2 separate regions of the Mus musculus genome follow, and region 2 is linked to region 1. The links are chromatin loops, found by intact Hi-C in ENCODE. Cell type or tissue: heart. All regions are shown on one strand. Each heading gives the region's core, and the rest is flanking DNA. Links, peaks and the distances in the headings are about the cores only. Region 1 holds the start of Slc22a27 (solute carrier family 22, member 27). Region 2 overlaps Gm41804 (a long non-coding RNA gene).

What was found. A loop is a pair of places that touch in the nucleus more often than their neighbours do. Peaks named below come from ENCODE experiments on the same cell type or tissue, not always from the same donor. Only the 100,000 strongest peaks of a DNase experiment are listed, where the experiment ranks them.
Region 2: it touches region 1 in a loop (26-fold over the local background); 8 of 42 quality-filtered maps call a loop at or near these places.

Annotation. Positions count from the first base shown.
Region 1 is chr19:7,961,451-7,973,910 of GRCm38, forward strand. Slc22a27 (solute carrier family 22, member 27) reads right to left here and starts at 4,577. Exons shown (of 11, transcript NM_134256.1): 1 at 4,512-4,577. In heart, for the core only: no CTCF peak of the experiment used is centred there; no DNase peak of the experiment used is centred there.
Region 2 is chr19:8,261,391-8,273,850 of GRCm38, forward strand. The region is part of intron 1 of Gm41804 (a long non-coding RNA gene); the gene reads left to right. It also overlaps the pseudogene Gm8184. Among named protein-coding and RNA genes, the nearest start is that of Gm41804, 17 kb to the left of the region's middle. In heart, for the core only: no CTCF peak of the experiment used is centred there; no DNase peak of the experiment used is centred there.

The sequences.
Region 1 (12,460 bases), core at 1,984-9,983:
GAGTAAGAGTTACAGAGAGAGAGGGAGTGTCTCAGGGTAGGAGGAAAAGAGAGATGGTTGTAGACGTGAACCTGCGTGGCATTTACCACCTACAAGTAGTTGTGGCATCATAAGGTTAGATAATTGGAATAAGGCATTTATCATTATCAATTGGCTCAGAAATTATTGTATTAGCACCTTGTAAATTGTGATATAATTGATACTTAAATATGAGTAGACAACAAGAAATACTCAAACTCAGGGCCAAAATCAACCAAATAGAAACAAAGAAAAGGATAAAAAGAATCAACAAAACCTAAAGCTGTTTCTTGGGGAAATTCATCAAGAGAGAAAAACCCCTAGCCAAACTAACTAAAGGGCACAGAGAAAATATCAAAATTAACAAAATCAGAAATGAAAAGGGAGACATAACAAGAGAAATTAAGGAAATTCAAAATATCATCAGATTCTACTACACATGCCTAGACTCAACAAAACTGGAAAATCTAGATGAAATGGGTGATTTTCTAGACAGATACCATGTGCCATAGTTAAATCAAGAGCAGGTAAACTATCTAAACAGTCCCATATCCCCTAAGAAAATGGAAGAAGTCATTAAAAACCTCCCATCCAAAAAAAAGTCCTGGGTCAGATGGCTTTGGTACAGAATTCTACCGAACCCTCAAAGAATACCTGATATCAATATTCCTCAAATTATTCCATAAAATTAACATAGAAGGAACACTAATTAACTCATTGTATAAAGACATAATTACTCTGATACCTAAACCACACAAGGACCCAACGAAAAAAGAGAACTTCAGACCAATCTCCCTTCTGAATATTGATGCAAAACTATGCAATAAAATCCTTGCAAACCGAATCCAAGAACATGTTAAAACCATCATTCAACATGATCAAGTAGGCTTCATCCCAGGGATGTGAGGTTGGTTCAATATACAACATTCCATTAAAATAATCCACTATATAAACAAACTCAATAAAAAAAATCACATGTTCATCTCCTTAGATGCTGAGAAAGCATTTGAGAAAATACAATACCCTTCATGCTAAAAGTATTGGAGAGATCAGGAATTCAAGGCCCATACATAAACATAATAAAGGCAATTTACAGCAAACCAGTAGTCCATATCAAATTAAATGGAGACATACTTGAAGCAATCCCACAAAATTGAGCACAAGACAAGGATTCCTACTCTCCCCATATCTACTCAATATAGTACTCAAAATGCTAACTAGAATAATAAGACAATCAAAAGAAATCAAGGGGATACAAGTTGGCAAAAAAGAAACAAAGGTATCACTATTTGCAGATTATATGTTAGTATTCATAAGCAACCCCAAAATTTCTACCAGAGAACTTCTACAGATTATAAACAACTTCAGCAACGTGGCTGGATAAAAATTAACAATTCTTAACAATAAAAAAATGGCTAGGGGAATCACTATCCCTGACCTCAAGCTATGCTACAGATCAATAGTGATTAAAAAGCGCATGGTATTGGTACAGAGACAGATATGTTGATCAGTGGGATAGAATTAAAGTCCCAGAAATAAAACCACACAAGTACTGACAATTGATCTTTGACAAAGAAGCCAAAAATATACAATGGGAAAAAGAAAGCATCTTCAATAAATGGTGCTGGTCTAACTGCTGTCTGTATTTAAAGAAATGGAAATAGACCCATATCCATCACCTTGCACAAAGCTCAAGTCCAAATTGATCAAGAACCTCAAAATAAAACCAAATACACTGAATCTAATGGAAGAGAAAGTGGAAAAGAGCCTTGAACTTATTGGCACGGGGAAATTTTCCTAAACAGAACTCCAATGGCTCATGCTCTAAGATCAGGAATTGATAAATGGGACCTCATGAAACAGGAAAGATTCTGTAAGTCAAAGGACATAGTCAATAGGACAAATCAGCAAACTACAGATTGAGAAAACATCTTCAGTAACCCCACATTCAACAGAGAGCTAATATTAAAAATATATAAAGAACTCAAGAAGCTAACAACCAAAAAACCAAACAACCCAATCAAAAAATGGGATATAAAATTAACCAAGAATTCACAACAAAGGAATCTGGAATGGCAGAGAAATACTTAAAGAAATGTTTGAAGTTCTTAGTGATCAGGGAAATGCAAATTAAAATGACCCTGAGATTCCAACTTACACCAATCAGAATGGCTAAGGTCAAAACCTCAGGGGATAGCACATTGGTGAGGCTGTGGAGATAGAGGAACACTCCTCCATTGCTGGTGGGGTTGCAAACTAATACAACCACTCTTGAAATCAGGGAATAAACCCAAAACTGACCCACTATGCCACAGGGGCACATGTTCCACTATGTTCATAGCAGCCTTGGTTGTAATTGCCAGAAATTGGAAACAACCCACATGTCCCACAACAGAAGAATGAACACAGAAAATGTGGTTCATTTACACAATGGAATACTACTCCATTAATACTACTATTAAGAACAAGGACATCCTGACTTTTGCAGGAAAATGCATGGAACTAGAATGTATCATCCTGAGTGTGGTAACTCAGACCCAAAAGGCATGCATACTCATTAATAAGTGAATACTTGCCAAAACATAATACAGTATGCCCAAGATAAAGCCACAGAACAAGCTGAAGGGCCCAAGTGAGGACTCCCCAGTCCCACTTGGGAGGGAGAAGAAAGAAATCACAAATGGGAAGGGAGAGAGGGACCTGGGAGAGAGTGGTCAGAGGGTGGAGGGGGAAGAGGAGATCTTATCTGGTACTAGGTATGGGAAAAGGACTGAAGTCCTGAGGGCAGGCAGAAATAATGGAAACAGGCAACCTCAGGAGGTAGGAGGTTGGGGGGACCCTCCAGAATGCACCAGAGACCAGGGAGGCGAGAGACTGTCAGAAATCAAATGGAGGGATCTTAGATGAAATGACCTACAGTAGGGAGAAGGAACTTATAGAGCCCACCTCCAGCAGGAAGACAGAGTATCAAGTGAGGGAAGAGGTTCCCATACCACAGTTACAACTCTGACCCATAACTGTTTCTGTCTGGAAGAATTACAGGGATGGAAATGGAAAGGAGCCTGAGGAAGGTCCAGCAACAGGCCCAAAGTGGGGTCCAGCTCAAGGAGAGTTCCCAAGGCCTGACACTATTACTATGGAGCACTCACAAAAAGGGACTAATCATGACTGCCCTCTGAAAGACCCAAGAAGCAGTTGAAAGAGTCAAATATAGATATTTGCACCTAACCAATGTACAGAAGCAGCTGACTTCTGTGGTTGAATTAGGGAAAATCTGGGAGAAACTGAAGAGGGTGACCCTGCAAGAGGACCAGCAGTCTTAATTAACCTAGACCCCAGAGATCTCTCAGATCCTGGACCACCAACCATGCAGCATACAACAGCTGATATGAGGCCCCCAACACACATATATAGCATAGGATTGCTGGGTCTGGGCTTAGTCTGAGAAGATGCACCTAACTTGCAAGAGACTAGAAGCCCCAGAGAGTTTAGAGGTCTGGATAGGTGGCAGGTAGAGGGTGGGGACATCCTAGAGACAGGAGCATAGGGAAAATTTATGTGATGTGGACTGAGAGGAAGGGAATAAAATCTGGAGTGTAAAACAATAAATAAATCAATAAATGATTAAATAAAATATCAAATTAATTGAAGAGATACTTGATGCAATCTGACTTAAGGAATTTTCGGGATCCTATATACTAGTATATAAACTCTGACATTATTTCACTAGCTGTTGACAGAGCCTGAATGACTGCCTCTCACCTCTCTCTCCATCCCTCTCTTATTTTTTTCCTATTTTCTTTTGTTACTTTTGGTAGAATGAGTATTTAACTAAGTGATACAGTGTTCTAACAATGAGAAACATTCTATCCTGTTATAGAGGTAAAATATAATATCTTTTCTTAGACAAGGCTGATAAAGGATCCTGAGTCACACACATGAAACATAATCACTCTTCCTTTGAGCAATAGCCTTAGCTGACCTTGTGGTTTTATATAATCACCCATTTCTTTTAAATTTTAAATTGAGGCTGAATAACACTGTCCTGTCATAACATGTCCAAGAAGGCACATAAGGATTTGCTAAAAATGAATTAATAATTCATTGAAGAGATTTAGGTTGAAGAGATACCTAAACAATAGAGAGCACTTACTGCTGCTGCAAAGAACCAGAATTCAGTTCTCAGCACATACATAGTGGCTCACAAACATCTCTAATTTCAGTTTCCTAGGATACAACACCCTCTTCTTACCTCTTAGTGTACCAAGCACACAGGTGGTCCACATACTTAGATTCTAGAAAACACTGATAAATAAATTAATTCATAAACTGTGGTCAACCTTAGAATAAAATATTAGAAGAATGAGAAATGTTCACATTTAAAATATCAGTAATTAATGTTGGCTTAAAGTTGAAGACTGAGCTAATTGAATATCCACTATTTGTACTATTGGTAAAACCCCACAATGAAATCATTTTGGGGAATGCCTTACCTCGATCACAGTGGATAAGAAGTTGCTCCTGTAACACACCCATCCATCCACACAGGGCTCAGTGTCTGGCTCTGTCACACATGGAAAACATGCTATTCAAATGAAGATGCCACTGTGGTTGGACAAAATGATGACATTTCTCCAGTCTCAGGTCGGAGTCCAGGGGAATAGAGATCCTGAGGTCATCTTGGCTCAGGATCCTATTGTCATTATCAGAGGCAGTGTCATTGTCAAAGATGGGGATTCAGCAGCGATGACTAGGAATGGCCGCAGTAAAGTTCTCCATTGCAATATGAGGTGTCACAATAGCGTTGAGGAGGAAATGAAAAATTATATGAAAGATCTAGAATCTCCCTAGGCTTCCCTCTTGATTCAGGAATTCTTGAAAGGCCATCGAAGCTGAATAGCTATCTACAAAGAGGGACAAATAATACTTTACTATAGAAAAGTATTAGTACAAAGCATTTAAAAATTATATTTCACAAAGACACCCTAAATAGTCCTGAGCTGTTCTTCATGTGTCCCTACTAACTTCTGCATTGCTGTCATAGAAAAATTATCCTTTAGTGAGCTAACAAAAGTTTAAAATGTCCATGCCATTAGTAATGAACTTTTCTCTCTTTAGCTTCTTTTAAAATCAACAAGCTTCCTACCATTGTTTCTATTTCAGCAATTGAACTTGTTAAAGATTTATTTTAAAAGGTATTTTGTTTACACAATGCTCCGTGGTCAAATATGGACATTGATCTGCAAATCTCAGGAATCAAAAAAGTTAAACTATAACATGTTATGCCTTTCAGAACATGCAATTTAAAAGGCTCCAAGGTGACCCATTTTGTTTTTTATTCAATGTATTGTGTTTAATATTAAAGCTTGCTAAAAGAGTTAAGGAATAGAATTAAAGTTAAATTAGTTAATGCAAAACACCATACAAAAGCTGTTTCAAATAAGAATGTTCCTCCCAGACACATTTGTTTGAATGCTTGGTTCTCAGTGTATGGAAATTGTTGATGAAAGTAAGAGGAGTGGCCTTGGTGAAAGACATTTGTCACTAGGACTAGGCTTAGAGGTTTAAAATGTGCATTCCATTACTACTTAGCTTTTCTCTCTCTTTGCCTCCACCTTGCATATAACAATATAAGCTTGTCACTAGTACTTCAGTGTTTTGCCTGCCAGTATTGTTGCCAAGCTCTTTTTATGAACGTGGACTCATGCCCTGACATTGTAAACAAGCCCTAAATTAAATATGTTGTTTTATAGGTTGTGCTTGTTCTGGTTTCTCTTCACAGGGATACAAAATTTATTTTAACAAAAATTGGTATCAGAGGGTGTTTTATTTCTGTTATGGGGCTGGATATGCAGTTTTTGGAAAAATACGGAAAATTTGGGTACTTTGAACTAGAAAGTGGTACAACATCATTTCTTAGTATCTACTAAGCTCCACTTAGTATTTGCTCATATTTAAGCTTGGAAGACAACAGTGCTGACATTAATGATGACTATGGAGGCTCAGCTCAAGAAGTTACAGAAGGGAATAATATTGGCAACTGGGATAGTGACCATTCTTGTGATATTTTGCAGAGAATGTGCCTGCTTCCTGTCCTTGTCCTAGAAATCTGCCAGTGGCCAAATTCAAAGGTTTGGGACTAATTTCATTGGCAGAGATTTTAAGAGAGCCCAACTTTGATTCTATTGCCTGACTGTTATGAAATATAATACAGCCAGGGGTACCTTTGTCAGGATCTACCAAGATGAACCCCTGAAAAACATTGAGCATGCAAAAGATCTGGTACAAAAGAGCTTTATTGATGGAGGAGATGGGAGTCAGGACCTGGGGTAAGAATAAAGTTAGAAAAGTGGATGTGCATACAGGCAGACAGACAGACAGAAAGAGAGACAGCACTGAGTGATCATGAGGACAGAGGGAGGGGCTATAGAGGGTCACACAGAAAGAACAGAGAGAGGAAACATAAAAAATAAACTGATGGTAGTTTTTTCTGGAGCACACACCTTATGCACCATGTGTACCTGGAATCCTAATGGCAGGGGCAGGTGAACCAATTGCTGATGCAAAATGGAATAGAATGGTGCCTTTGGAGCAAGAACCCCACCCTACAAGTTTTCAAATCTAGGTCTGGGTTTATTTGGTTTTAAAAGGTACATTTCCTGTTATATAAATAAGTACTATAGGAAGGCATTTTGTTGCTTATGCCTAACTGAGTTTCCTTGTGAACTGACATTCCAGCATTTGAGAAGAGGCCAGTAGAACTGCCTTTACCCTAACAATATTTATTAGTACCACACTTGCAAAATTCTAAAGTGAAAAAGGAAGGAAATGCAGATACAGGATGTGCAGTTTGAGTATCAGAAAAGCATCTACTATTGAAACCAACTCTTGTTCTCAACGATATAAGGATAAAGATAAGCCTGATGAAAAATGGAATAGAGTGGTGCCTTTGGGGCATGAACCCCAACCTGCAAGTTTCCAAGTTGTAAAAATATTGTTGATATGTCTGGGCCTATTTGGTTTTAACAGGTACATTTCCTGTTACATAAATAAGTACTATAGGGAGCTATTTTGTTCCCTGTGCCTAAATGAGTTTCCTTATGAACTGACATTCCAGCATTTCAGGGATAAAAGGTGATATACAAACTTCTGTAGCTATTTACTGCTGAAATCGCCAGGGCTAAGGAAGGCTGGATTGTTAGTCAAAGGCTGGGAGGGGATTCAGGAAATCAAGCATTCATCTAAAGCATCTGGTTTGATGGCCCAGATGAAGAAATGGGAAGCAATCACATCGGTTGCACTAGTTCACCTCAGCTTTCAGAAAATCCAAAGCTTGAAGCTATTTGAAGCAATTTGTACTCCACACTGATTCCTGGATAGAGTCTGTCAGTGAAGTGGAAAACTGCTCAGACAGATATTGCCTGGATACAGAAGTTAAAGTTTAACAACTTAAAGGAAAATGTTACATTTTGAGCTCTCAGGTTCACAGTTTTGGTAGTTTGGGGAGAGAAGGAGTCCAAAGACCGGGGTGGGGAGAGAGAGAGAGAGAGAGAGAGAGAGAGAGAGAGAGAGAGAGAGAGAGAGAGAGAGAGAGAGAGAGAGAGGAGAGAGAGAGATCAAATGCTGAGGAATAGACAGATGGGAAGACTTAGGCTGTGCTTATCCGGAGTCCATTTGATCTGTGAGAGGTGGATCCAAGGCTTATGACTGCCAGGGCTCCCTGAAGTTTACATGTTTTTTTTAAATTTACAAAATAGATAAATCTTTTAGATATGTTAGCATTACACTCTTCAGAATCCACTGAAATCCACATTGTAGAAAAACCAGCTAATAGCTGGCTTAAGAAAGCTAGATAGAGTCATGCCATTAAGTTATTTAAAAAGCTATGCCTTTGGGTTATGAAGAAGGAACATAGTTTTTTCTGTACTGAGTGCTGGATATATATATATATTTGTGTGTGTGTGTCAGAGATGTTTTTAGCCCAATGAGAAGCACCTTTAAGTCCATGATTAAAAGGCTGTTGTTATTCTTCATTACATGGTATGAGATGGTTGGTTGGTTGGTTGGTTGAAAAAAGAGAGACACTTGGGATGAGTTTAGCCTCCTCATACAGCAGGGAATCAGCCTCTGAAAGACTGAACTCTGAACCCTTTTTGCAGAGCCTTTTTATTTTTATACAAAAAGGCACCTTTAGCAAATCAATTTCTGCATATCAGAACTTCTTATCTGGTCTAGGTTTTGTCCTAAAAGAACCATCACCTTAAACAAGTCTCACATTTCTTGGTTTGCCAGGCATGTCTCAGACTAAGTAATGCAAAGGCTATGAGAATTCTTCAAAGGAATAGCTCTATAAAATCTCCATCTCATGGTGGTTAGGGAGTACCAAGATCTGAAACTTTCTGATGCTATGATATGCTTACAGACAGGAGCCTAGCATGGTTGTCCTCTGAGAGTTTCTACCAGCAGTAGACTGAGACAGACGTAGATACTTACACCCAACCATTGGACTGAAGTTAGGGGCCCCTGTGGTTGAATTAGGGGAAGGATTAGAGAAGTTGTAAGGTAGGGCAATCCCATAGGAAGACCATCATTTTCACCTAACCTGAACCCCTGGGAGCTCCCAGAGACTGAACCACTAATCAGACAGCATACATGGCCTGGTGCAATACCCCCAGCACATATAAGGCAGAGGACTGCCTGGACTGACCTCAGTGGGAGAAGATGCACCTAATCCCCAAGAGACTTGAGGCCCCAGGGAAGTGGGAATGCCTCTTGAGGGGGAGCACCCACTCGGAGACAACGCAGAGAAGGAATGGAATGAGTGACTATTTGAGGGGGAACCAGGACATGAGCTACAGGAGAACTGTAAGTGAACAAAATATTTTTTAAAACACAGATAGCAGTCACCAACAAAACTGTATTTTGAAAGCCTAGATGCCACCATTCTGGAATTCATACCAGGTACAATGGATCTGATGAATTCTGCTACAGAACACATCCAAAGCAAATTTAAAATCTCAGGTTTGTGACTGATAACAGTAGTCAGTGCTTTTCCAGTTCATCAGAACTCCATTGATCAATGTTAAAACTTTGAACTTTTGAAATATTACTATAACAATAATGTAAAGGGGGGAGTAAATCTGAAACATTTTATTTCCTTAAAGCACTTTCTTATACCATTAAAACTTGCATTTATGTTCCTTAAAACACTTTCTTAGACCCTCTGAACTTACATAAACTTAAAACAGTTTTAACCACTTACCAGAGATAAAGTAGTTATTACTAAGAGTAATCATTGCAAAGCAAGTTCTTTTGAATAGACATAGTAAAAAGTTACATCTGAAACCTGTTTACCATCTTTAATATCAAGCCAGTTAGCAAGGCAAACCTGTCTGGTTTTCTCAGCTGAAGACATAGTAGCTCTAGAAAAAGCAAGGCCTGAAGGTACATAATGAAATGAAGTAACAAGATAGTTGCAGCTTTGGGGAAAAGAGCTGGTTTCTTGGTGTTGTTAAACTTACAAAGATAGTTAGCCTAGCTATCACTGCCATCAGAGTTCTGACAAGAATAAGTTATAGCAGGAAGTATAATCCAAAAGCCTGTGTGTCAATTAAAATGATAGAAACTTATCTACTATCTAGATGGTGGATTTGGCTACCATTGTCTCTATGGCTATATCAAGAGAAGTGATCAGTCTTTGGTTGTTATATAGAAGATAATTTGATCTTCAGCTGCCACACACAGTAGCTCTCAGACATAGGTATGAGAGATTTTCCTATGGAGGAGAAACTTGGAGAACCAGGCAAAGTAGAGCAATCAACTCAACAGTGTCCACAGCTTGTGCAGAGCCCTGGTAGAAGGTGAGACATGAGGAAGATTTCCCCAGTAGTTAGTAATACCAAAATATAGGTGGAATAGTCAGTGCCACCTTGACTGTTAGGGTGATCTTAGGATTCCCTGGATTCCCTGTAGGATCTGACATTTCTATCTCAGGAAGATTCTTCCATTTAAAATGTTAAATGTCACAATCAGAAGATCTCAGGAAAATTTAAGGAGTATAATCTATTAAGTATATCTGATTTCATACTAATTTTATTCAGCTTCACCTTGAAAACATATGTCGTAGGCTAAATAAAGCTTATTCTTGTAATTACAGTTTAACTTGGCTTGACTAGTATAGTTATGAACACAATAAATAATTTAATCATTTCTAAGGTAACTATTAAGTTTCATGTCTTAATCATCTTTAACAATTTATCATAAGTTAGTAGGTTTTATAAGAACAGAATTTCCAGATGCAGAACCTACAGAGCAGCTGGGGACAGTATCCTTCCAGTTTCCATCGGTGCCCAGGAGCTTAATTATGCCATAGTTTTCTGCACACCAATACTGCCCAGAGAAAACGTGTCCTCAAGGAGTGTGGAGACACCCAAGGTGATAGGCTCACAGGCTCACAGGAGGAACAAGCTCTAATCAGAGACAGCAAGTCCAGCTAACACCAGAGATAAACAGATGGATAAAGGCAAGCACAAGAACATAAGCAACAGAAACCAAGGCTACTTGACTTCATAAGAACCCAGTTCTGCCACCATACCAAGCTCTAAATACCCTAACAAAGCCGTAAAGCAAGATTATGATCTAACACCAGATCTCATGATGATGATAGAGGACTTTAAGAAGGACATAAATAACTCAATAAAAGAAATAGAGGAGAATACAGGCAAACAGGTAGAAGCACTTAAAGAGGAAACACAAAAATCCCTTAAAGAAACACAAATAAACAGGTGAAGGAATTGATCAAAACCATCCAGGATCTAAAAATGGAAGTACAATCAAAAAAGAAATCACAAAGGTAGACAATGCTGGAGATAGAAAACCTGAGAAAAAGATTGGGACTCATAGATGCAAGAATCACCAACACAATACAAGAGATAGAAGAAAGAATCTCAGGTGTAGAAGATACAATAGAAAACAAGCAAGTCCTAGATACACCATCACACTAGAAAAGCAAGATATGGATCTAAAGTCACTTCTCATGATGATGATGGAGGACTATAAGAGAGACATAAATAACTCCCTTAAAGAAATACAGGAGAATACATACATACAGGTGAAAGAACTGAACAAAACCACCCAGGATCTAAAAATGGAAGTAGAAACAATAAGGAAATCACAAAGGGAGACAACTCTGGAAATAGAAAACCTAGGAAAGAAGTCAGGAGCCATAGATGCAAGCATAACAAACAGAATACAAGAGATAGAAGAGAGAATCTCAGGTGCAGAAGATACCATAGAAAACATTGACACAACAATGAAAGAAAATGCCAAATGCAAAAAGAACCTAACCCAAAACACCCAGGAAATCCAGTACACAATGAGAAGACCAACCATAAGGATAATAGGTATAGATGAGAATGAAGATTGTCAACTTAAAGGGCCAGTAAATATCTTCAACAAAATTATAGAAGAAAATTCCCCCAACCTAAAGAAAGAGATGCCCATGAACATACAAGAAGCCTACAGAACTCCAAGTAGACTGGACCAGAAAAGAAATTCCTCCCAACACATAATAATCAAAACACCAAATGCACAAAGCAAAGAGTATTAAAAGCAGTAAGGGGGAAAAGTCAAGTAACATAGGAAGGCAGACCTATCAGAATTACACATGACTTCTCCCCAGAGACTATGAAAGCCAGAAGATCCTGGACAGAGGTCATATAGACCCTAAGAGAGCACAAATGCCAGCCCAGGCTACTATACCCAGCAAAACTCTCAATTATCACAGACAGAAAAACCAAGGCATATCATGCCAAAATGAAATATACACAATATCTTTCCACAAATCCATCCCTTCAAAGGATAATAAAGGGAAACTCCAATAACAGGAGGGAAACTATGCACTAGAAAAATCAAGAAAGTAATCTTTCAACAAACCTAAAAGAAGATAGCCACATGAACAAAATTCCATATCTAACAACAAAAATAACAAGAAGCAACAATGACTTTTCCTTAATATCTCCTAATATCAATGGACACAATTCCCCAATAAAAAGACATAGACTGATAGACTGGTTATGTAAACAGGACCCAACATTTTGCTGCATAAAGGAAACCAACCTCAGGTACAAAGACAGACACTACCTCAGAGTAAAAGGATAGGAAACAAGTTTCCAAGCAAATGGTCCCAAGAAACAAGCTGGAGTAGCCATTCTAATATTGAATAAAATTGATTTTTAACCTAAATTTATCAAAAAAGATAAGGAGGAATACTTCATACTCATCAAAGGTAAAATTTACCAAGATGAACTTTCAATTCTGAACATCTAGAATCCAAATACAAGGGTGTCCACATTCATTAAAGAAACTTTAGTAAACCTCAAAACAGATGTTGAACTGCACACAATAATAGTGGAAGACTTCAACAACCCACTCTCATCAATGG
Region 2 (12,460 bases), core at 2,151-10,150, 300 kb after region 1:
CTTGCAAGAGACTGCATAAAACCATATTTTTGACACTCCCTACCTAGCTGTTGTTGTACCACATTCAAAGCCCAATTTCTATGGATTTCTCATTTGGAGTATGCCTAGTGTGCCAAATGGCTGTGGTTGGAACCAGCAAACAACAGCCCCAGAGAGTTTAGAGGTCTGGATAGGTGGCAGGTAGAGGGTGAGGACATCCTGGAGACAGGAGCATAGGGAAAATTTATGTGATGTGTACTGATAGGAAGGGAATAAAATCTGGAGTGTAAAACAATAAATAAATCAATAAATGATTAAATAAAATAGCAAATTAATTGAAGAGATACTTGATGCAATCTGACTTAAGGAATTTTCGGGATCCTATATACTAGTATATAAACTCTGACATTATTTCACTAGCTGTTGACAGAGCCTGAATGACTGCCTCTCACCTCTCTCTTCATCCCTCTCTTATTTTTTTCCTATTTTCTTTTGTTACTTTTGGTAGAATGAGTATTTAACTAAGTGATATAGTGTTCTAACAATGAGAAACATTCTATCCTGTTATAGAGGTAAAATATAATATCTTTTCTTAGACAAGGCTGATAAAGGATCCTGAGTCACACACATGAAACATAATCACTCTTCCTTTGAGCAATAGCCTTAGCTGACCTTGTGGTTTTATATAATCACCCATTTCTTTTAAATTTTAAATTGAGGCTGAATAACACTGTCCTGTCATAACATGTCCAAGAAGGCACATAAGGATTTGCTAAAAATGAATTAATAATTCATTGAAGAGATTTAGGTTGAAGAGATACCTAAACAATAGAGAGCACTTACTGCTGCTGCAAAGAACCAGAATTCAGTTCTTAGCACATACATAGTGGCTCACAAACATCTCTAATTTCAGTTTCCTAGGATACAACACCCTCTTCTTACTTCTTAGTGTACCAAGCACACAGGTGGTCCACATACTTAGATTCTAGAAAACACTGATAAATAAATTAATTCATAAACTGTGGTCAACCTTAGAATAAAATATTAGAAGAATGAGAAATGTTCACATTTAATATATCAGTAATTAATGTTGGCTTAAAGTTGAAGACTGAGCTAATTGAATATCCACTATTTGTACTATTGCTAAAACCCCACAATGAAACCATTTTGGGGAATGCCTTACCTCTATCACAGTGGATAAGAAGTTGCTCCTGTTATACACCCATCCATCCACACAGGGCTCAGTGTCTGGCTCTGTCACATATGGAAAACATGCTATTCAAATGAAGATGCCACTGTGGTTGGGCAAAATGATGACATTTCTCCAGTCTCAGGTCGGAGTCCAGGGGAATAGAGATCCTGAGGTCATCTTGGCTCAGGATCCTACTGTCATTATCAGAGGCAGTGTCATTGTCAAGGATGGGGATTCAGCAGCGATGACTAGGAATGGCCGCAGTAAAGTTCTCCATTGCAATATGAGGTGTCACAATAGCATTGAGGAGGAAATGAAAAATTATATGAAAGATCTAGAATCTCCCTAAGCTTCCCACTTGATTCATGAATTCTTGAAAGGCCATCGAAGCTGAATAACTATCTACAAAGAGGGACAAATAATACTTTCCTATAGAAAAGTATTAGTACAAAGCATTTAAAAATTATATTTAACAAAGACACCCTAAATAGTGTTGATCCTGAGCTGTTCTTCATGTGTCCCTACTAACTTCTGCATTGCTGTCATAGAAAAATTATCCTTTAGTGAGCTAACAAAAGTTTAAAATGTCCGTGCCATTAGTAATGAACTTCTCTCTCTTTAGCTTCTTCTAAAGTCAACAAGCTTCCTACCATTGTTTCTATTTCAGCAATTGAACTTGTTAAAGATTTATTTTAAAAGGTATTTTGTTTACACAATGCTCCGTGGTCAAATATGGACATTGATCTGCAAATCTCAGGAATCAAAAAAGTTAAACTATAACATGTTATGCCTTACAGAACATGCAATTTAAAAGGCTCCAAGGTGACCCATTTTATTTTTTATTCAATGTATTGTGTTTAATATTAAAGCTTGCTAAAAGAGTTAAGGAATAGAATTAAAGTTAAATTAGTTAATGCAAAACACCATACAAAAGCTGTTTCAAATAAGAATGTTCCTCCCAGACACATTTGTTTGAATGCTTGGTTCTCAGTGTATGGAAATTGTTGATGAAATTAAGAGGAGTGGCCTTGGTGAAGGACGTTTGTCACTAGGACTAGTTTAAAATGTGCATTCCATGACTACTTAGCTTTTCTCTCTCTTTGCCTCCACCTTGCATATAACAATATAAGCTTGTAACTAGTACTTCAGTGTTTTGCCTGCCAGTATTGTTGCCAAGCTCTTTTTATGAACGTGGACTCATGCCCTGACATTGTAAACAAGCCCTAAATTAAATATGTTGTTTTATAGGTTGTGTTTGTTCTGGTTTCTCTTCACAGGGATACAAAATTTATTATAACAAAAATTGGTATCAGAGGGTGTTTTATCCCTGTTATGGGGCTGGATATGCAGTTTTTGGAAAAATACGGAAAATTTGGGTACTTTGGACTAGAAAGTGGTACAACATCATTTCTTAGTATCTACTAAGCTCCACTTAGTATTTGCTCATATTTAAGCTTGGAAGACAACAGTGCTGACATTAATGATGACTATGGAGGCTCAGCTCAAGAGGTTACAGAAGGGAATAATATTGGCAACTGGGATAGTGACCATTCTTGTGATATTTTGCAGAGAATGTGCCTGCTTCCTGTCCTTGTCCTAGAAATCTGCCAGTGGCCAAATTCAAAGGTTTGGGACTAATTTCATTGGCAGAGATTTTAAGAGAGCCCAACTTTGATTCTATTGCCTGACTGTTATGAAATATAATATAGCCAGGGGTACCTTTGTCAGGATCTACCAAGATGAACCCCTGAAAAACATTGAGCATGCAAAAGATCTGGTACAAAAGAGCTTTATTGATGGAGGAGAGGGGAGTCAGGACCTGGGGTAAGAATAAAGTTAGAAAAGTGGATGTGCACACAGGCAGATAGACAGACAGACAGACAGACAGACAGCACTGAGAGATCATGAAGACAGAGGGAGGGGCTATAGGGGGTCACACAGAAAAAACAGAGAGAGGAAACATAAAAAATAAACTGATGGTAGTTTTTTCTGGAGCACACATCTTATGCACCATGTGTACCTGGAATCCTCATGGCAGGGGCAGGTGAACCAATTGCTGATGCAAAATGGAATAGAGTGGTGCCTTTGGAGCAAGAACCCCACCCTACAAGTTTTCAAATCTAGGTCTGGGTTTATTTGGTTTTAAAAGGTACATTTCCTGTTATATAAATAAGTACTATAGGAAGGCATTTTGTTGCTTATGCCTAACTGAGTTTCCTTGTGAACTGACATTCCAGCATTTGAGAAGAGGCCAGTAGAACTGCCTTTACCCTAACAATATTTATTAGTACCACACTTGCAAAATTCTAAAGTGAAAAAGGAAGGGAATGTAGATACAAGATGTGCAGTTTGAGTATCAGAAAAGCATCTACTATTGAAACCAACTCTTGTTCTCAAAGATATAAGGATAAAGATAAGCCTGATGAAAAATGGAATAGAGTGGTGCCTTTGGGGCATGAACCCCAACCTGCAAGTTTCCAAGTTGTAAAAATATTGTTGATATGTCTGGGCCTATTTGGTTTTAACAGGTACATTTCCTGTTACATAAATAAGTACTATAGGGAGCTATTTTGTTCCCTGTGCCTAAATGAGTTTCCTTATGAACTGACATTCCAGCATTTCAGGGTTAAAGGGTGATGTACAAACTTCTGTAGCTATTTACTGCTGAAATCGCCAGGGCTAAGGAAGGCTGGATTGTTAGTCAAAGGCTGGGAGGGGATTCAGGAAATCAAGCATTCATCTAAAGCATCTGATTTGATGGCCCAGATGAAGAAATGGGGAGCAATCACATCGGCTGCACTAGTTCACCTCAGCTTTCAGAAAATTCAAAGCTTGAAGCTATTTGAAGCAATTTGTACTCCACACTGATTCCTGAATAGAGTCTGTCAGTCAAGTGGAAAACTGCTCAGAGAGATATTGCCTGGGTACAGAAGTTAAAGTTTAACAACTTTAAGGAAAATGTTACATTTCGAGCTCTCAGGTTCACAGTTCTGATAATTTGGGTAGAGAAGGAGTCCTAAGACCAGGGGAGAGAGGGAGTGAGAGATCAAACGCTGAGGAATAGACAGATGGGAAGACTTAGGCTGTGCTTATCTGGAGTCCATTTGATCTGTGAGAGGTGGATCCAAGGCTTATGACTGCCAGGGCTCCCTAAAGTTTACATGATTTTTTAATTTACAAAATAGATAAATCTTTTAGATATGTTAGCATTACACTCCTTGGAATCCACTGAAATCCACATTGTTGAAAAAGCAACTAACAGCTGTCGGTAAGAAAGCTAGATAGGTTCATGCCATTAAGTTATTTAAAAAGCTATGCCTTTGGGTTATGAAGAAGGAACATAGTTTTTTATGTACTGAGGGCTGGATATGTACATATATATATACATATACATATACACACACATATATGTATATATACATGTGTGTGTGTGTGTGTGTGTGTGTGTGTGTGTGTGTGTGTGTGTGTGTGTCAGAGATGTTTTTAGCCCAATGAGAAGCACCTTTAAGTCCATGATTAAAAGGCTGTTGTTATTCTTCATTACATGGGATGAGATGGTTGGTTGGTTGGTTGGTTGGTTGGTTGGTTGGTTGAAAAAAGGAAGACAATTGGGATGAGTTTAGCCTCCTCATGCAGCAGGGAATCAGCCTCTCAAAGACTGAACCCTGAACCCTCTTTGCAGAGCCTTTTTGTTTTTATACAAAAAGGCACCTTTATCAAGTCAATTTCTGCATATCAGAACTTCTTATCTGGTCTAGGTTTTGTCCTAAAAGAACCATCACCTTAAACAACTCTCACATTTCCTGGTTTGCCAGGCATGTCTCAAGACTAAGTTATGTAAAGGCTATGAGAATTCTTCAAAGGAATAGCTCTATAAAATCTCCATCTCGTGGTGGTTAGGGGGTACTAAGATCTGAAACTTACTGATGCTATGATATGCTTACAGACAGGAGCCTAGCATGGTTGTCCTCTGAGAGTTTCTACCAGCAGTAGACTGAGACAGACATAGATACTTACACCCAACCATTGGACTGAAGTTAGGGGCCCCTGTGGTTGAATTAGGGGAAGGATTAGAGAAGTTGTAAGGTAGGGCAATCCCATAGGAAGACCATCATTTTCAGCTAACCTGGACCCCTGGGAGCTCCCAGAGTCTGAGCCACTAATCAGACAGCATACATGGCCTGGTGAAAGACCCCCAGCACATATAAGGCAGAGGACTGCCTGGACTGACCTCAGTGGGAGAAGATGCACCTAATCCCCAAGAGACTTGAGGCCCCAGGGAAGTGGGAATGCCTCTTGAGGGGGAGCACCCACTCGGAGACAACGCAGAGAAGGAATGGAATGAGTGACTATTTGAGGGGGAACCAGGACATGAGCTACAGGAGAACTGTAAGTGAACAAAATATTTTTTAAAACACAGATAGCAGTCACCAACAAAACTGTATTTTGAAAGCCTAGATGCCACCATTCTAGAATTCATACCAGGTACAATGGATCTGATGAATTCTGCTACAGAACACATCCAAAGCAAATTTAAAATCTCAGGTTTGTGACTGATAACAGTAGTCAGTGCTTTTCCAGTTTATCAGAACTCCATTGATCAATGTTAAAACTTGGAACTTTTGAAATATTACTATAACAATAATGTAAAAAGGGGAGTAAATCTGAAACATTTTATTTCCTTAAAGCACTTTCTTATACCATTAAAACTTGCATTTATGTTCCTTAAAACACTTTCTTAGACCCTCTGAACTTACATAAACTTAAAACAGTTTTAACCACTTACCAGAGATAAAGTAGTTATTACTAAGAGTAATCATTGCAAAGCAAGTTCTTTTGAATAGACATAGTAAAAAGTTACATCTGAAACCTGTTTACCATCTTTAATATCAAGCCAGTTAGCAAGGCAAACCTGTCTGGTTTTCTCAGCTGAAGACATAGTAGCTCTAGAAAAAGCAAGGCCTGAAGGTACATAATGAAATGAAGTAACAAGATAGTTGCAGCTTTGGGGAAAAGAGCTGGTTTCTTGGTGTTGTTAAACTTACAAAGATAGTTAGCCTAGCTATCACTGCCATCAGAGTTCTGACAAGAATAAGTTATAGCAGGAAGTATAATCCAAAAGCCTGTGTGTCAATTAAAATGATAGAAACTTATCTACTATCTAGATGGTGGATTTGGCTACCATTGTCTCTATGGCTATATCAAGAGAAGTGATCAGTCTTTGGTTGTTATATAGAAGATAATTTGATCTTCAGCTGCCACACACAGTAGCTCTCAGACATAGGTATGAGAGATTTTCCTATGGAGGAGAAACTTGGAGAACCAGGCAAAGTAGAGCAATCAACTCAACAGTGTCCACAGCTTGTGCAGAGCCCTGGTAGAAGGTGAGACATGAGGAAGATTTCCCCAGTAGTTAGTAATACCAAAATATAGGTGGAATAGTCAGTGCCACCTTGACTGTTAGGGTGATCTTAGGATTCCCTGGATTCCCTGTAGGATCTGACATTTCTATCTCAGGAAGATTCTTCCATTTAAAATGTTAAATGTCACAATCAGAAGATCTCAGGAAAATTTAAGGAGTATAATCTATTAAGTATATCTGATTTCATACTAATTTTATTCAGCTTCACCTTGAAAACATATGTCGTAGGCTAAATAAAGCTTATTCTTGTAATTACAGTTTAACTTGGCTTGACTAGTATAGTTATGAACACAATAAATAATTTAATCATTTCTAAGGTAACTATTAAGTTTCATGTCTTAATCATCTTTAACAATTTATCATAAGTTAGTAGGTTTTATAAGAACAGAATTTCCAGATGCAGAACCTACAGAGCAGCTGGGGACAGTATCCTTCCAGTTTCCATCGGTGCCCAGGAGCTTAACTATGCCATAGTTTTCTGCACACCAATACTGCCCAGAGAAAACGTGTCCTCAAGGAGTGTGGAGACACCCAAGGTGATAGGCTCACAGGCTCACAGGAGGAACAAGCTCTAATCAGAGACAGCAAGTCCAGCTAACACCAGAGATAAACAGATGGATAAAGGCAAGCACAAGAACATAAGCAACAGAAACCAAGGCTACTTGACTTCATAAGAACCCAGTTCTGCCACCATACCAAGTCCTAAATACCCTAACAAACCTGTAAAGCAAGATTATGATCTAACACCAGATCTCATGACGATGATAGAGGACTTTAAGAAGGACATAAATAACTCAATAAAAGAAATAGAGGAGAATACACGTAAACAGGTAGAAGCACTTAAAGAGGAAACACAAAAATCCCTTAAAGAAACACAAATAAACAGGTGAAGGAATTGATCAAAACCATCCAGGATCTAAAAATGGAAGTACAATCAAAAAAGAAATCACAAAGTTAGACAATGCTGGAGATAGGAAACCTGAGAAAATGATTGGGACTCAAAGATGCAAGAATCACCAACAGAATACAAGAGATAGAAGAAAGAATCTCAGGTGTAGAAGATACGATAGAAAACAAGCAAGTCCTAGATACATCATCACACTAGAAAAGCAAGATATGGATCTAAAGTCACTTCTCATGATGATGATGGAGGACTATAAGACAGACATAAATAACTTCCTTAAAGAAATACAGGAGAACACATACATACAGGTGAAAGAACTGAACAAAACCACCCAGGATCTAAAAATGGATGTAGAAACAATAAGGAAATCACAAAGGGATTATACAATAAGGAAATAAGGATTAACAATAAGGAAATCCAAAGTGGTCACTCTGGAAATAGAAAACCTAGGAAAGAAGTCAGGAGCCATAGATGCAAGCATAACAAAGAGAATACAAGAGATAGAAGAGAGAATCTCAGGTGCAGAAGATACCATAGAAAACATTGACACAACAATGAAAGAAAATGCCAAATGCAAAAAGAATCTAACCCAAAACACCCAGGAAATCCAGGACACAATGAGAAGACCAAACCTATGGATAATAGGTATAGATGAGAATGAAGATTGTCAACTTAAAGGGCCAGTAAATATCTTCAACAAAATTATAGAAGAAAATTCCCCCAACCTAAAGAGATGCCCATGAACATACAAGAAGCCTACAGAACTCCAAATAGACTGGACCAGAAAAGAAATTCCTCCCGACACATAATAATCAAAACACCAAATGCACAAAACAAAGAGTATTAAAAGCAGTAAGGGGGAAAAGTCAAGTAACATAGGAAGGCAGACCTATCAGAATTACACATGACTTCTCCCCAGAGACTATGAAAGCCAGAAGATCCTGGACAGAGGTCATACAGACCCTAAGAGAGCACAAATGCCAGCCCAGGCTACTATACCCAGCAAAACTCTCAATTATCACAGACAGAAAAACCAAGGCATATCATGCCAAAATGAAATATACACAATATCTTTCCACAAATCCAGCCCTTCAAAGGATAATAAAGGGAAACTCCAATAGCAGGAGGGAAACTATGCACTAGAAAAATCAAGAAAGTAATCTTTCAACAAACCTAAAAGAAGATAGCCACATGAACAAAATTCCATATCTAACAACAAAAATAACAAGAAGCAACAATGACTTTTCCTTAATATCTCCTAATATCAATGGACTCAATTCCCCAATAAAAAGACATAGACTGATAGACTGGTTATGTAATCAGGACCCAACACTTTGCTGCATAAAGGAAACCAACCTCAGGGACAAAGACAGACACTACCTCAGAGTAAAAGGATAGGAAACAAGTTTCCAAGCAAATGGTCCCAAGAAACAAGCTGGAGTAGCCATTCTAATATTGAATAAAATTGACTTTTAACCTAAATTTATCAAAAAAGATAAGGAGGAAAACTTCATACTCATCAAAGGTAAAATTTACCAAGATGAACTCTCAATTCTGAACATCTAGAATCCAAATGCAAGGGTGTCCACATTCATTAAAGAAACTTTAGTAAGCCTCAAAACAGATGTTGCACTGCACACAATAATAGTGGAAGACTTCAACACCTCACTCTCATCAATGGACAGATCATGGAAACAGAAACTAAACAGAGACACAATGAAACTAACAGAAGTTATGGAACAAAGAGATTTAACTGATATCTATAAAACATTTTATTCTAAAACAAAAGGATATACCTTTTTCTCAATGCCCCATGGTACCTTCTCCAAAATTGACCATAAAACCTGTCACAAATCAGGCCTCAACAGATACAAAGATATTGAAATAACCTCATGCATTCTATCAGATCACCATGGACTGAGGCTGATCTTCAAAAACAACATAAATAAGACAAAACCCACATACATGTGGAAGCTGAACAACAGTCTACTCAATGATAATTGAGTCATAGAAGAAGTAAAGAAAGAAATAAAACTTTTAGAGTTTAATGAAAATGAAGTCACCACATATCCAAACTTATGGGACACAAAGAAAGCAGTCCAAAGAGGAAAACTCATAGCTCTGAGTGCCTCCAAAAGCAAACTAGAGAGAGCATACATGGACAGCTTGACAGCACACCTAAAAGCTCTACAACAAAAGGAAGTAAATTCACCCAAGAGGAGTACACTTCAGGAAATAATCAAACTCAGGGCTGGATTCTACCAAATAGAAACAAAAAGAACTGTACTAAGAATAAACCAAACCAGGAGCTGGTTCTTTGAGAAAATCAACAAGATAGATAAACCCTTAGCCAGACTAAATAGAAGGCACAGGGACAGTATCTTAATTAACAAAATCAGAAATAAAAAAGGAGGTGTAACAACAGAATCTGAGGAAATCCAAAGAAATCATCAGATCTGACTACAAAAGCCAATACTCAACAAAACTGGAAATCCTGGATAAAATGGACAACTTCCTAGACAGATACCAGTTACCAAAGTTAAATCAGGATCAGATTAACGAGTTAAACAGTCCCATATCCTGTAAAGAAATAGAAAGAGTCATTAATAGTCTCCCAACAAAAAAAAGCCCAGGACCATATGGGTTTAGTGCATAGTTCTATCAGACCTTCAAACTTCTCAAACTATTTCACAAAATAGAAACAGAAGGTGCTCTACCCAATTCATTCTATGAAGCCACAATTACTCTGACACCTAAACTACACAAAGACCCAACAAACAAAAAGAACTTCAGACCAATTTCCCTTATGAATATCAAGTCAAAAATACTCAATAAAAGTCTAGCAAACTGAATCCAAGAACACAACAAAGCAATTATCCATCAAGATCAAGTTGGCTTCATCCCAGGGATTCAGGCATGGTTCAATATAGAGAAATCCAACAAACTAATCTACTATATAAACAAACTAAAGACAAAAACCACATGACCATCTCATTATATGCTGAGAAAGCATTTTACAAAATCCAACACACATTCATAATAAAAGTTAGAAAGATCAGGAATTCAAAGTCCATGCTTAACATAATAAAGGCAATATACAGAAAACCAGTAGCCTACAGCAAACCAATAGCCAACCTCAAACCACATGGAGAGAAACTTAGAGCAATCCCACTAAAATCAGGGACTAGACAAGGCTGCCCACTCTCTCACTATCTATTCAATATAGTACTTGAAGTCCTAGACAGAGCAACTAGACAACAAAAGGAGATTAAAGGAATACAAATTGGAAAGGAAGAAGTCAAAATATCACATTTACACATGATCTGATAGATTATATAAGTAATCCCAAAAATTACACCAGAGAACTCCTAAACCTGATAAACAATTTTAGTGAATTAGCTGGATATAAAATTAACTCAAATAAGTCAGTGGCCTTTCTCTACACAAAGGATAAACAGGCTGAAAAATAAATTAGGGAAACAACACCATTCAAAATAGTCACAAATAGAGGTCTCAGCTAAGAGGAGAGTCATCGTGGTGCACGTTTTGCTTTCTCGAGAGGTTCCCAGAAGAGCAAGTCAGAGTTGTCACCATGGCATTTGCAAGTTGGTGGTACAAGACACATGTTAATGAAAAGAATATTGGATCATCTTCTAAACCAGGAGAAAAAAAAGGATCCAAAGAGGTGACAGCTTCCTCTGCTGCCACCAGCAATTCTCCCAGTATCAGTACCACAGAAGCTAAGACTGTGAAAACAGAGTCTGAGAAGTCACAATCAAGTGAGAAAGGAACAAAAGAGGTAAAGTCAAGCAGAGGAGATTGCCTGCCACCTGTGGTTTATGAGAAAAAGTCAAAAGGATGGTCAAAGGAAGGGTCAGAGCCCAAAAATCTTTCCAAGCACACATCAAATAAAGGAAGTAAGCATGCTCATAAAGAAAAAGCACTTTCCAGATCAAATGAACAGATGGTGTCAGAGAAACCATCAGAATCAAAGACAAAATTTCAAGTGTTCCTTCTGCTGCTGGAGAGACTGTGGCTGGAGGTGGGACTGTGGCCACTGCCTTGTACAACGTGGTTGGTAAGAAAAAAGAACATGAATCATTCACACCAGCTTTACCTATGCACTCCACACTGAGCAAGCCATCTGACAAGTCAGGCATGGATGCTGTCTTGGATGACCTGATATACACCTTAGGTGAACGTGAAGATACTAACAAAGATGATCCACCATATACTGGACCAGTAGTTTTAGACCCAATGGATTCTACCTATCTTGAGGCATTGGGTATAAAAGAAGGGACTATTCCTCCAGAGTATAGGAAACTTTTAGAAAAAGATGAAGGGATCACATGACCTCTTCCAGACTCTCTTAAACCTATGGAGTCTGACCATGCTATAGATGCCTTGTCATCTGATTTCACCTATAATTCTTCAACTGGAAAGCAAAGTGAGAAAGAGAAGTCTACTGGGGAAATTTTCAAAGCTCAGTCTGTAGGAGTGACCAGAAGTTCTGTTCCCCCCGAGGAGAAGAAAAGGAAAGTGGAAGAGGGGGTCATAAATGATCAAGCTCTTCAGGCTCTGTCAGATTCACTGGGCACCCAGCAGCCACATCCTCAGAGCCACTTTAGCCAAGCTGAACAAGTCAAAGGGGCAAAAGCAAAAGAAGAAAGACAGGAGAAGTGTGGTGAAGATGAGGACACAGCCCCAGCTGAGTACAGGTTAAAACCAGCAAAGGATAAAGATGGAAAACCGCTATTGCCAGAGCCTGAAGAAACATCTACGTGCCTGAGTGAGTCAGTGCTGATTGGGGAGCTTTCAGCAGATTTTGGCTGATCTACATATCAAGACAAACCATCTATGCCAGCTGAAAAGAAATCTAATGACACATCCCAAACTCCTCTGAGGGAGACTGTGCCTTGGGCCTCCATGTGCAGTATACTGTCAGCACCACACAAACTAGAAT